Linked DNA regions of Mus musculus: region 1 is linked to region 2. The links are chromatin loops, found by intact Hi-C in ENCODE. Cell type or tissue: left cerebral cortex. All regions are shown on one strand. Links, peaks and the distances in the headings refer to the core of each region. The heading gives the core; the rest is flanking DNA.

The links. A loop is a pair of places that touch in the nucleus more often than their neighbours do. Peaks named below come from ENCODE experiments on the same cell type or tissue, not always from the same donor. Only the 100,000 strongest peaks of a DNase experiment are listed, where the experiment ranks them.
Region 1: a loop joins it to region 2, with 3.0 times the contacts of the local background. A loop is called at or near these places in 1 of 42 quality-filtered maps.

Annotation. Positions count from the first base shown.
Region 1 is chr6:37,482,234-37,487,617 of GRCm38, reverse strand. No RefSeq gene overlaps it. Among named protein-coding and RNA genes, the nearest start is that of Gm33318, 42 kb to the right of the region's middle. In left cerebral cortex, for the core only: no CTCF peak of the experiment used is centred there; a DNase peak (open chromatin) is centred at 2,734.
Region 2 is chr6:37,751,204-37,756,587 of GRCm38, reverse strand. No RefSeq gene overlaps it. Among named protein-coding and RNA genes, the nearest start is that of Gm38791, 39 kb to the right of the region's middle. In left cerebral cortex, for the core only: no CTCF peak of the experiment used is centred there; a DNase peak (open chromatin) is centred at 3,398.

The DNA.
Region 1 (5,384 bases), core at 323-5,322, 270 kb after region 2:
TCTCCACACTGTCTCAAAAACACTTCAAACTCAATGTCCCTTTCTCCTACTTCCCGCTTGTCTCTCTGTCTATCCTCCTGACTCCCTCTTACTCCCTATGATTTTGTCCTATGTTTACTCCCTGGCAACAGATTATTGGCTCTGACTCTTGACCTATGGATGACCCTATTTAATCCTGTTTACAATAAACAGAAAACTCTTGGATTAAAGGTGTGTGCTAGGGCTGAGTCACACCATGACAGTTTTTTTTCCCAATAAACAACATAATCATATGGTTCCCAGTGTGATCAAATATCTTGCGACAACTATGTTATACAATTTGTGATCAAAGATTGAAATCTGAGTTCTATCTTTAATATTCTCTAGAAGCATGACATTATGAACTCCCAGGAAGTTTATTATCCAGGAAGTTTTCTGATAAGGTATTAAAACAAAAACAACAACAACAACAACAACAACAACCTTCCAATGGGCCTGTCAATTAACCTGGGAAGAAAAAATAATCTCACGAAAATGGTATGTCTCAGAGACTTTGGAAAATGGTCCAATGCCTGCTTAAGCCTGCAGATCAGCACAATGGTCTCTTTGGCTGTGTTCACTCTCACCCCACATATAGAGATCCTAGTGATCTCTCTATCATTGTCCTGACCCCACATAATCCTCCACAATATCTTCCTTGGTCACTATTCATTGAAACCTTAATAGCACCTTGTTTTGTATTGCCATGACTTTACCAGCCTTCTTCATCACAGCCCTTGTCTAAGTTTGTTCAGTGGAGAATACAAATCTTAGTAGCCTGAGTGAGGAGAGGCCAGGGAAAGAGCTTGTCTACACGCACAATCAGACTAAACGCACAACCTTACTGGAGCTGGAGCGATGACTCAGCCCATAAACTTCTTGCTCTGCAAGCATGAGGACTTGGTTTGTACCCTAGAGCCCATATGAGAAAATCCAGGCACAGATTAGCTGCACATGGCTGCAATCTCAGCACTGAGGAGACGGAGACAGAGCAGTCCCTACAGCTCACTGGCCTGCCAGTCTTGCTGAATAAGTGAGCACCAGGACCAAGCAGATCTAAGCTCAAAAACTAAGGTGGAGAGTAATTGAGGAAGTCTCTTTATGACCAACCTATCCTCCCCACCCCCTGTCTAGTGTTCTTTAATAACAGTGGCTCTGCTGAAATGTTGGAAATAGAAAAAAAAAAAATCTCCAGACTAAAACAAACTAAAACTCAACCACCTAAGGACTAGTTTGGGCACTGATGAGATTGCTCATCGGGTAAAGGCAGGTGCTGCAAAGCTGGAGGACTTAAGTCTGACCCTCAGGACCCACATAGTGAAGGAGAAAACTAACTTTCACATGTTATCCTCTGACTTCCACATAGATGTTTTGGTGTATGTGCATGTTGATATACAAGCACGTGTGTACACACACAATAAAAATATATCTAAAAATAATAAATAAAGTCTGGTTTTGTTAGCTTCAAAGTCTGCATAAAAATAAAAACCAAAACAAACACATTTTTAAAAAAAAACAGAATTCCTGACCAATCTGGGAATTTTCAAAAAAAAAAATTCCAACAGTCAGAAGGAGCCAATGCGGCCTCATTAAACGTAAACCATGCTTCTCTGAAACTCAAGCAAGTTATTACATACTAGCACAGAGAAAATGAAGTGACTATGTTTCACTGTAGAGACAAATTTTAATTCTTTGAGGGAAATGTAAAGCATTTCTTTTCCTGAAAAACATAATATACAGCATTTTTTGACATTCTTATATGCAGGGATACCATACCACCTGCTTTTTTTCTGATTGATTATTATTTGGGGGGATTTTTTTCACTATGAAGAAGCAATGCTCCCTGTCAGTTATGAACATCTTTATCATCATCATCATCATCATTTTGAGATAAGGTCTCTAGTCCAGGTTAGCTTCAAGCTGAAGATAACCTTGAACTTCTGACCATCCTGATTCTCCCTCCGGAATGCTGGGATGACAGGTGTGCCCATAAGCAGTGCCAGAGATGCCCAGTGTGTGCAGACGCAGAACACTGTACACGCCAGGCAAATACTTTTATGAACTGAACTGCCTTCCCAGTTCTGAAGTTTTCTGCTCTCTAGTGATGGTGTGTCTCTTCAAAGACAAATCCTAGTATTCAAGAGATGCTCAGAAATATGCTCTCAATAGGTCACATCAGGCCATGAGTGCACAATGATCTAGTGAAAGAAACCATGCCTTGGGGCTGCAATGTCTTGTATAAGTGGGATACATTACGAATATTGAGAATGATTAGGTAAAGTTCCCAGACTCCCTGACACTACTTAATTGTCTGCTGATCATTTTGTTGCACATTGAACTTCTTTTACTACAAGCAATGGCTCTACACCAAAGCCTAAGAAACAATGCTAAAAAATTGTTTGTCAGTGTTACAGTGATTGATCACATGTTATGTTCTATAATAGAATATATTATCTCATTTCACTTGCTTGGGACTCCTGTTTTCTTGAAAGAATTGTTAGTTCATGTTTTGAAATTTCCTTTTGCACTTATTATAATCATGTGGTAATGATAGAGGCTGCTAATTATACCATCTTCCCAACTTCTAGTCCTCTTGAAGATAACAGAAGCTCAAGTTAATTTGCATACAAGGACCCAAGCGTTGCCATCTAAGGCAGCTCATGCCAAGAGGAAAAAAATGATCTAACAGATTGTCAAAGTAAATTAGAGATTGAAAATACCCTGGCTCAATTATCTCAAGGTTCTTCCCTCCCTACCATTATATAAACTGCAGGAATATTTTTAAGAGGGTGTAGGAGGAAAAGGAGGCAAAATACAGAAATGTTGCTGGGAATGCTCTGGCCCAAAGCAAATTAGAATGTGCTTACAGTCTCTCACTACTCCCTTTCAATATACTCCTAGATGCCCTCACTAGAGCAATTAGACAAGAAAAATAAGCATTAAAGCTCTGAATTAGAGAAGAGAAATGAAATTGTTCCTTTGTAGACAAAGTGATCTTACATATAAAAAATTCTAAAGACTAGAGAAAACCAATATTGCAGGGTTCAAAGCAATATGGTAGTTTCTATTTTCTACATACTAACAATAAGCATTTCCCAGTTAAGAAAATGATTAGTTATAATAAAAAAATGATTAGTTACAATAAAATGATTAGTTATAATAAAAAAATAAATCAAACCAAAAAGGTACACTGAGACTTATGAAATATATATGAAAGAAATTATAAAAACACAAAAGATGGACATATATTTTGTATTCATGGATTTGAAGTTACTATTATTTAAAGCCCATATCATTCAATGTGATGTATAAACTTAATGTAAGCCCTATCAAAAGTACAATAGCTCTTTTTATAAAAATAAGAAAAAATAAGAAAAATAAGAAACCTAAAATTTAAATGGAAACTCAAAAGACTCCAAAGAGCTGAAGAAATCCTAAGTAACAAAGATAGAGGAATCATGTTACCTGATTTCAAAATAGACCACAAAGTCATAGAAGCAAACCAACACCGCACTGATATAAAAACAGGCATATAAATCAGTGAAGCAGAATACCATAAGCAGAAAGAAGGAGATTCATGCATTCACCAGTGACTGACTAACTTTCTAGTGCCAAGAATATACAATGGGAAAAACATGGTCTCTTCAGTATGTGATACTAGGAAAACTGAATATCCAAATGTAGGAGAATGAAATTCAGCCATTCTACAGTATACAAACATCAGCTCACAAAGGAATAAGGACAGATGTAAGACTTGAAGTTGTTACACCACTACAAAATATAGGACATTGTTTCTTTGTTTTTATTTATTTTTTTAGTATCAATTGTTTTGTTAATAAAATCGCAATATGGCATACAAATGTAGAGTGCAGTGGAGAGAAAATAAACTGGGTTTAAAAAAAGTCTTATATATAAGAAACTCTCCTGCCTGGACCTGCAGGACTTAAGCAACAGGGGTCTCAGGTAGGGAGCAACAATGACAAATTGTGATCAGGAGACATGATGGAAGGAGACAAGACAAAAAATTCTGTTCAAGTCTCATTTACTCTTGGGAAGCAGAGGGCTTAGAAAGCTGAAACCACAAACGGCATTTGCTCAGGCGCAGAGGCCAAACTGGTGTTATCGCTTGGTAACACATTGACATCAAAGGAATGTCCCCATTGTAAAATGTCCAGAAAGCCCCTGTCGTAAAATGTCCCGAGTCAACAGAAGCAAGGCAGTAGAAGAAACAAAATAGTGTTAATTAAAAGATGATGGCCCAGGGAAAGATGGAGGCTGAGATGCCAGGGGCTTTTGGGCCCCAACACTCTCCAAATATACTTTACATATTGCAATTATGATTAGGAGCAGTCTTTTGAAACGTGAGCCTATCAAAGAAAACAGGAAAGAAAGGAAGTGATGCAGGGAAGGAGCCACACCCAGGCCATGCCCATAACCTCTGGGAACTGGACATGGATTTCTCCTTGGGCTTTCCAGAACCATGGCAATTGAACTGACTTCGCACTTTCTAACATCAGGAACTAGAAAATTGCAAATTTATTTATGTTCTTTTCAACCACTGAGTTTGTGACAATTTGTTACAACACTTATAGAAATATAGTGATATTTGTCTGGGCAATGATTTTTTTATATTGTCTCTAGAATAGGAAATAATGATAATAGTAGACAAAGGAGATTGCATTAGGTTATAAAACTTCTGTACCACAAGGGAAATAAGTAATCGCATGAACAGATAACCCCAAATATGAGTGAGAATGCATGTAAACCGCATACCTCCTAAAACAGTGGTTCTCACTTGTCCTAATTGTTATGAGGTATTTACCAGAGAATGTGAGGAGCGGGTGTGGCAGCAGTCCCAAGAAGGCGCCAGGGACTGCAGCTAAGTCTTATGACTTGCACCTGACTTCCTCATACACCTGAAAATAAGCCACAACCATCGTAAGAGCTGCGCAGGTGCACCAGGATACTGGCGAATCCATTTTGGTGGAGACATGCCCCTGCTGCCCTGATTAGCTGAAGCTGTGTGCCTGGTGAGGTGACGTGGCCTGCCCTGAGTGGATGAGGGCTGAGAGTATATAAGAGTGAGAGGCCCGGGTCAGGGAGAGAGAGAAAGAGGAAGATGAGGAAAAAGATGAAGCGAGAGAGATGAAGACAGAAGTTTGCTGAATAAACTGCTGTTAGAAGGACTGGTGGTCGTGTCGTTCTTGCTGGTTGAGAGCGGACGAGACAAGAGAAGACTTCATGCACATGGGTTAAAGCCAACAGAAGTCCTTATTAACTAGTTAGCAGCTACACTGGGTCCTCAGGATATCAATGTAGCACTAGGCCTTTCTCAGGATGATCTTTCAAGTACAAAACACATGTTC
Region 2 (5,384 bases), core at 316-5,315:
TAATAGCCAGAAATGCCTTTCACCTCCCCTCTTTCTCCATGCAGCCATGGCTGGCCTCTACTTCTCTACTCTCTCCTTCTCTCTGCCTTTTTCTGCCTTTACTACTCTCTTAACTCCCCTTTCCATGCCCTAAATAAACTCTATTCTATACTAAAAAAAAAAAAAAAAAAAAAAAGGAAAAAAAAAAAAAAAGCCAGAAGCTGGAAACAACCCAGATGTCCCTCAACAAAGGAATGGATTCAAAAAATGTACATTTATACAATGGAGTACTACTCAGCTATTAGAAAATATCATCCTGAGTGAGGTAACTTAGTCACAAAAGAACACACATGGTATGTACTCACTGATAAGTGGATATTAAGCAAAGAGCATAGAATACCCACGATACAGCTTACGGACCACATGAAGCTCAAGAGGAAGGAAGACCAAAGAGAGGATGCTTTAGTCCTGCTTAGAAGGGATAACAATTTAATCAAGGGAAGTAGAGGGTGGGAGGGACTTGGGAGGAAGAGAAGAGGAGGATGGAAAAAAAGAGGGGCAGAATCGGGTATTGGAGGAGATGGAGATGTATAGAGGGTCAGGAAATTGAACAGAGGTGTGTAGCAATGGGAGATGGGGAACTAGGGTAGCAACCAAAAGTCCCAGATGTCAGGAAAGCAAGAGGCTCCCGGGACCCCATGGGGATGACATTAGCTGAAATATACCACAAAGGGGAGGGAGAACCTTTCAAGACAATATCCAGAGGTTAGGCATGGCTCTCTGGTTGAGGGATGGGCCATCCACCCATCTCCAAAATTTTAATCCAGAATTGCTTCTGTCTAAAGGAAATACAGGGACAAATAGCAGAGCAGAGACTGAAGGAAAGGCCATCCAGAGACTGCCCCACCTGGGGATCCATCCCACATGCAGACACCAAACCCAGACACTATTGCTAATGCCAAGAAGTACTTGCTGACAGGAGCCTGATACAGCTGTCTCCTGAGATCTATGTCAAAAAGCTGTTTAGAATAGAAACTAAGCCAGGCACACCTTTAATCCCAGCACTTGGGAGGCAGAGGCAGGCGGATTTCTGAGTTCGAGGCCAGCCTGGTCTACTGAGTGAGTTCCAGGACAGCCAGGGCTACACAGAGAAACCCTGTCTCAAAAAACAAACAACAACAACAACAACAAACCCCCCCCCAAAAAAAAACCAAAAAACAAAAACCAAAAAACAAAAACAACAACAACAAAAAAAGAAACTAAATCTTTGTAATAAAATGAGTTTCAAAGAAAAAAAAAAAAAGAGTTCAATGTTATTTTAGCTACACATGATTTCAAGGCCAGCTTGGGCTATATGCTACTTTCTCTCTCAAAAAATAAAAGTAAAAAAATCAATCTGAGGAGCACAACTGTTGTGTTACACCACATTTTCTGGGGAGATGTGACACATGTCTTCTCACCTCAGATAGGGAGCCCATGACAGACCAAAGTACTCATACCACCGAAGTCTAACTTGGTGAACTAATCAATGCTATTTGGTCTTCTTACGGGACTATGGTGAAGGGTTTCCTATAGGAGTAGAAATGACTGGAAGCTAGCAGTAGTGCCAAGGCCCACTCTGTTGTGTATTATACACCGTTGGGAGCTATTAAGATAACACAATTGTCCTGATCTCTGAATTGGGCCTCAACCCCTGAGAAGAAAAGGGGGTCAAAAGCGGTCCACCGAAGCTCCGCTCCGAGAACAACCACAGATTGTTCCAGCCCTAAGTCAGCGTGTTCCAGCCCTAAGTCAGCGCCGGATGTCCTGACCACAAGATGTACCCTGATACCGCCAAGTTCCTGCTTCCCCGTGTAACTGCCTAAAGAATGTGCAATTCTATTGCTCCACCCCTCCCGCTGATAAGTACCTGTACTTCCCCTTTTGCTTGTGCAATTCTACTACCCCATCCTTCCTGCTGAAAGGCACTTCCCTTTTTGCTTGTGCATTTAAACCTTGGGCCTGGCTAATACAGTGGAACCTTGATGTTACTCAGAATGTTTCCGTGTCGTTCTTTACACAAGGTTCTCGTCTCTCTCTATCCCCCAATTTGGTTCTTAGGAGAAGGTCCCCTCGAGACCCTCGAATAACTGGACCTGCTGGATGGGTCAATACACCAGAGATGAGTGCTTAGACAAAGGTTTAAGCCAATAGAAAGTCTTAAGACAATAGAAGGAGTTCCCAGAATTCCAAACGTAAATTATCTTCAGCTGGCAGAATCCCATTCCTGCCAGAGCATGAGACAAATCATAGTCAGCTGCTGTGGACAATCTGAAGCAGCTACACACCCCACACTTGGGATTAAAACAAAAACATATGCACATAATATAAATGTTTTCAAAATTATTTATTTATTTTATATATGTGAGTACATTGTCCTGTCAGTGTCTTCAGACACACCAGAAGATCCTATTACATACAGATGGTTGTGAGCCACCATGCAGGTCCTGGGAACTGAGCTCAGGACTTCTGGAAGAGCAGCTAGTACTCTTAACCATGGATTCATCTCTCCAGCCCCATAACTGGGTTTTTAAAGAAACCAAAATTCTCACTACACTTTCCCTTCACTCCTAAATTTTATGAGTCCTGGAAGGGATGTTTCTGACATATGTAAGTCCCTTAGTTTGAACTCCTTAGCTGCTGACTTTATGGCTCTTCTTGATACTTTTTCAAGTATGTGAAATGCACAAGGGTTAGGATTAAACCTCTGTCCAGAAGATAGGTCATTGTCATCTATTGCAAGTGTCCATTTTTCTGGGATGCTTAAGTCAATCTGACGGAGGCATTTTCTCAACTGAGGTTCCCTCTTCCCAGATGACCTTAGTTTATATCAAGGTGACAAAAACCTAACTTGCACAGTAGGTGAGGGGTTACTTTCATGATTAACCATGAGTGACAGACACAAAGACGGCTATAACACCAAAACTCGGGCCCTAGCCTTGGTAGCATCTCATTGACTGTTATATCCCTGGAGCTCCCTGCACAACTCAGCCAGCCAGCCTCCCCTTCCCAGAAATTGCTCACTGCTTATGTACATTTGGGAAGGACCTTGTGTGTCTTGTAACTTACAGGAGTTTCTCGAGTGTTCTAAATTTCTCTGGTGTTTTCTCCTTCCTTCCAAAGAGAACGCTTCAAATAGGAAATAGCCCCAGAGCTGTGTCACTGGTAGAATAGCCCCCCACCGGATCCCAAGGAGGAGGCTGTGAAGCAGATCCATTTATGAGGGTCAGAATGTCGGGATGGCTGAGGAGTTTTAAAACCATCTCTTTAGCTAGCTGTGTTCTTCTATGTCGGATGGACTGAAGCTTAGACTCTCTGTTGTAGTCTCCTGAGACTCGCATGGATGGACGATTTGTCTTTCTTTATCTTCAACCATCTGTGCCATGCCCTGAGCGGAGAGGGGATATTTGACAATGTTTCCATTTTCTCTTGGCATTTTCTCAACTCTAGACTCAGACTTCCATTTTTTTGGCAAGTATATTTCCTTCTAATTATTTTAGTGTAGCCTGTTATAAAGCTGAATTTATACTGTGTAGTTTCTCTATATTTTGACTGGCACTGTTTTCTATTCTAATTTTTGCATATAACAATCCCTTCATATAAATAGTCTAGTCTCTGTACCATATTTTTGATCCCTAGATACAGTTACTATTGAATACTGAAGGTATAAACGTTAAGATCTTTAGGAAATGAAGAACACTTCCCCAGATAATTTTCTGTTAGAAAACTTTTTAACATTTGAAAATACAAACATTGCTCTCTTCAGGAAAACATTATTTATTTGTGTGTGCAGGGGGGTTGCTCATGCCATAGCCCCTGAGTGGAGGTCAGAAGACAACATGTGGGAACTGGGTCTCTCTTTTTACCAGGTGGGTCCTTGGAATCAAACAGATCAGTAGACCTGGTTTCAGGCACCTTTTCTTTCTGAGCTTCATTGGCTCATTTGTTAACCTGTGGCTTTGTATTTTTTTTCCAGTCCTTTAACTCTCTGAAAATGTAGACTATTGTATTCTTATATAATTGAGATGAACTGAATATGCTACTTTGTAACATTCCCTTTCCATGTGATAGATCTTCAATAATAATTTGTAATGAGGAAGTGCTAGAGAACTGATTCAGCAATTAAGAACACTGGCTTCTGGGCTGGAGAGATGGCTCAGTGGTTAAGAGCACTGACTGCTCTTCCAGAGGTCCTGAGTGCAATTCCCAGGAACCACATGGTGGCTCACAACCATCTGTAGTGGGATCTGATGCCCTCTTCTGGTGTGTCTGAAGACAGCTACAGTGTACTCATATACATAAAATAAATAAATAAATATAAAAAAAAAGAACACTGGCTTCTCTTTCATAGGACCAGAGTTCAACTCCCAGTACTCAGGCGACAGCTCAAAACTGATTGTAATTCCAGTTCCTGGGGCTCTGATGTCTTTTGTCACCAGGAACACAGGTGCAAGTTCAGGCAAAACACTCAGACACATTTAAAAAAAAATCCTAAAAAAAAATTAAGTTTTAGTAGAGCAATGGTTATCTGTTAATATAATCACTTTATTAATCAACTACCATTTGATGTTTTGCTTGCCTCTGATTATTTACTCTTATCAAAGATAGTGAAAGAAAAATATTTAAAGAGGAATGTTTGTGTACCATTTTGAGGATTTCCTAGAATTGAGTGGATGTCTGGGTTAAAGAGCATACAAGCATACATCAATTATTCATTGATTTCCATTGTCAAACAGTTCTCTAGGAAGGTAATGTTTGGATCCCCCATTGATTCCTTCATGTGTCCTTCATTCCTTCAATAATGTTGGGATTTGGGGTATTTTTTGTTTTTTTTTGTTTTTGTTTTTGTTTTGTTTTGTTTTTTTGCTTTGGTTTTTCGAGACAGGGTTTCTCTTGTGTAGCCCTGGCTGTCCTGGAACTCACTTTGTAGACCAGGCTGGCCTCGAACTCAGAAATCCACCTGCCTCTGCCTCCCAAGTGCTGGGATTAAAGGCGTGTGCCACCATAGCCCAGATGGGTTTTTTTTTTTTAATAGTCTTTAATGTTTGATTAAAAAAAAAGTCACCCCCACCCCCACAAAGGCCATATCTTATACACTCCAAGGCCATGCAAGCTCTGCATCTGTCCTGTCTTCCATTCCTCTCAGTGCACCCCATCTCGGTGACCTTTATTCTCTTCATGAGCCTAGTTGTCTTCTGCTTCAAGTCTTTTCTACTTCCCCTCTGTTTTCTACACCCAAGGCTAGTCAGCATCACACCTTCCCAACCTGTCATTCCGCAGGATCTTCAAGTGTGATGAGGAGCTACTGAGGTTTCCAACCTAATCTTGCTCAACTCTTGGAGGAGATGAATCTATTTTAATAAACT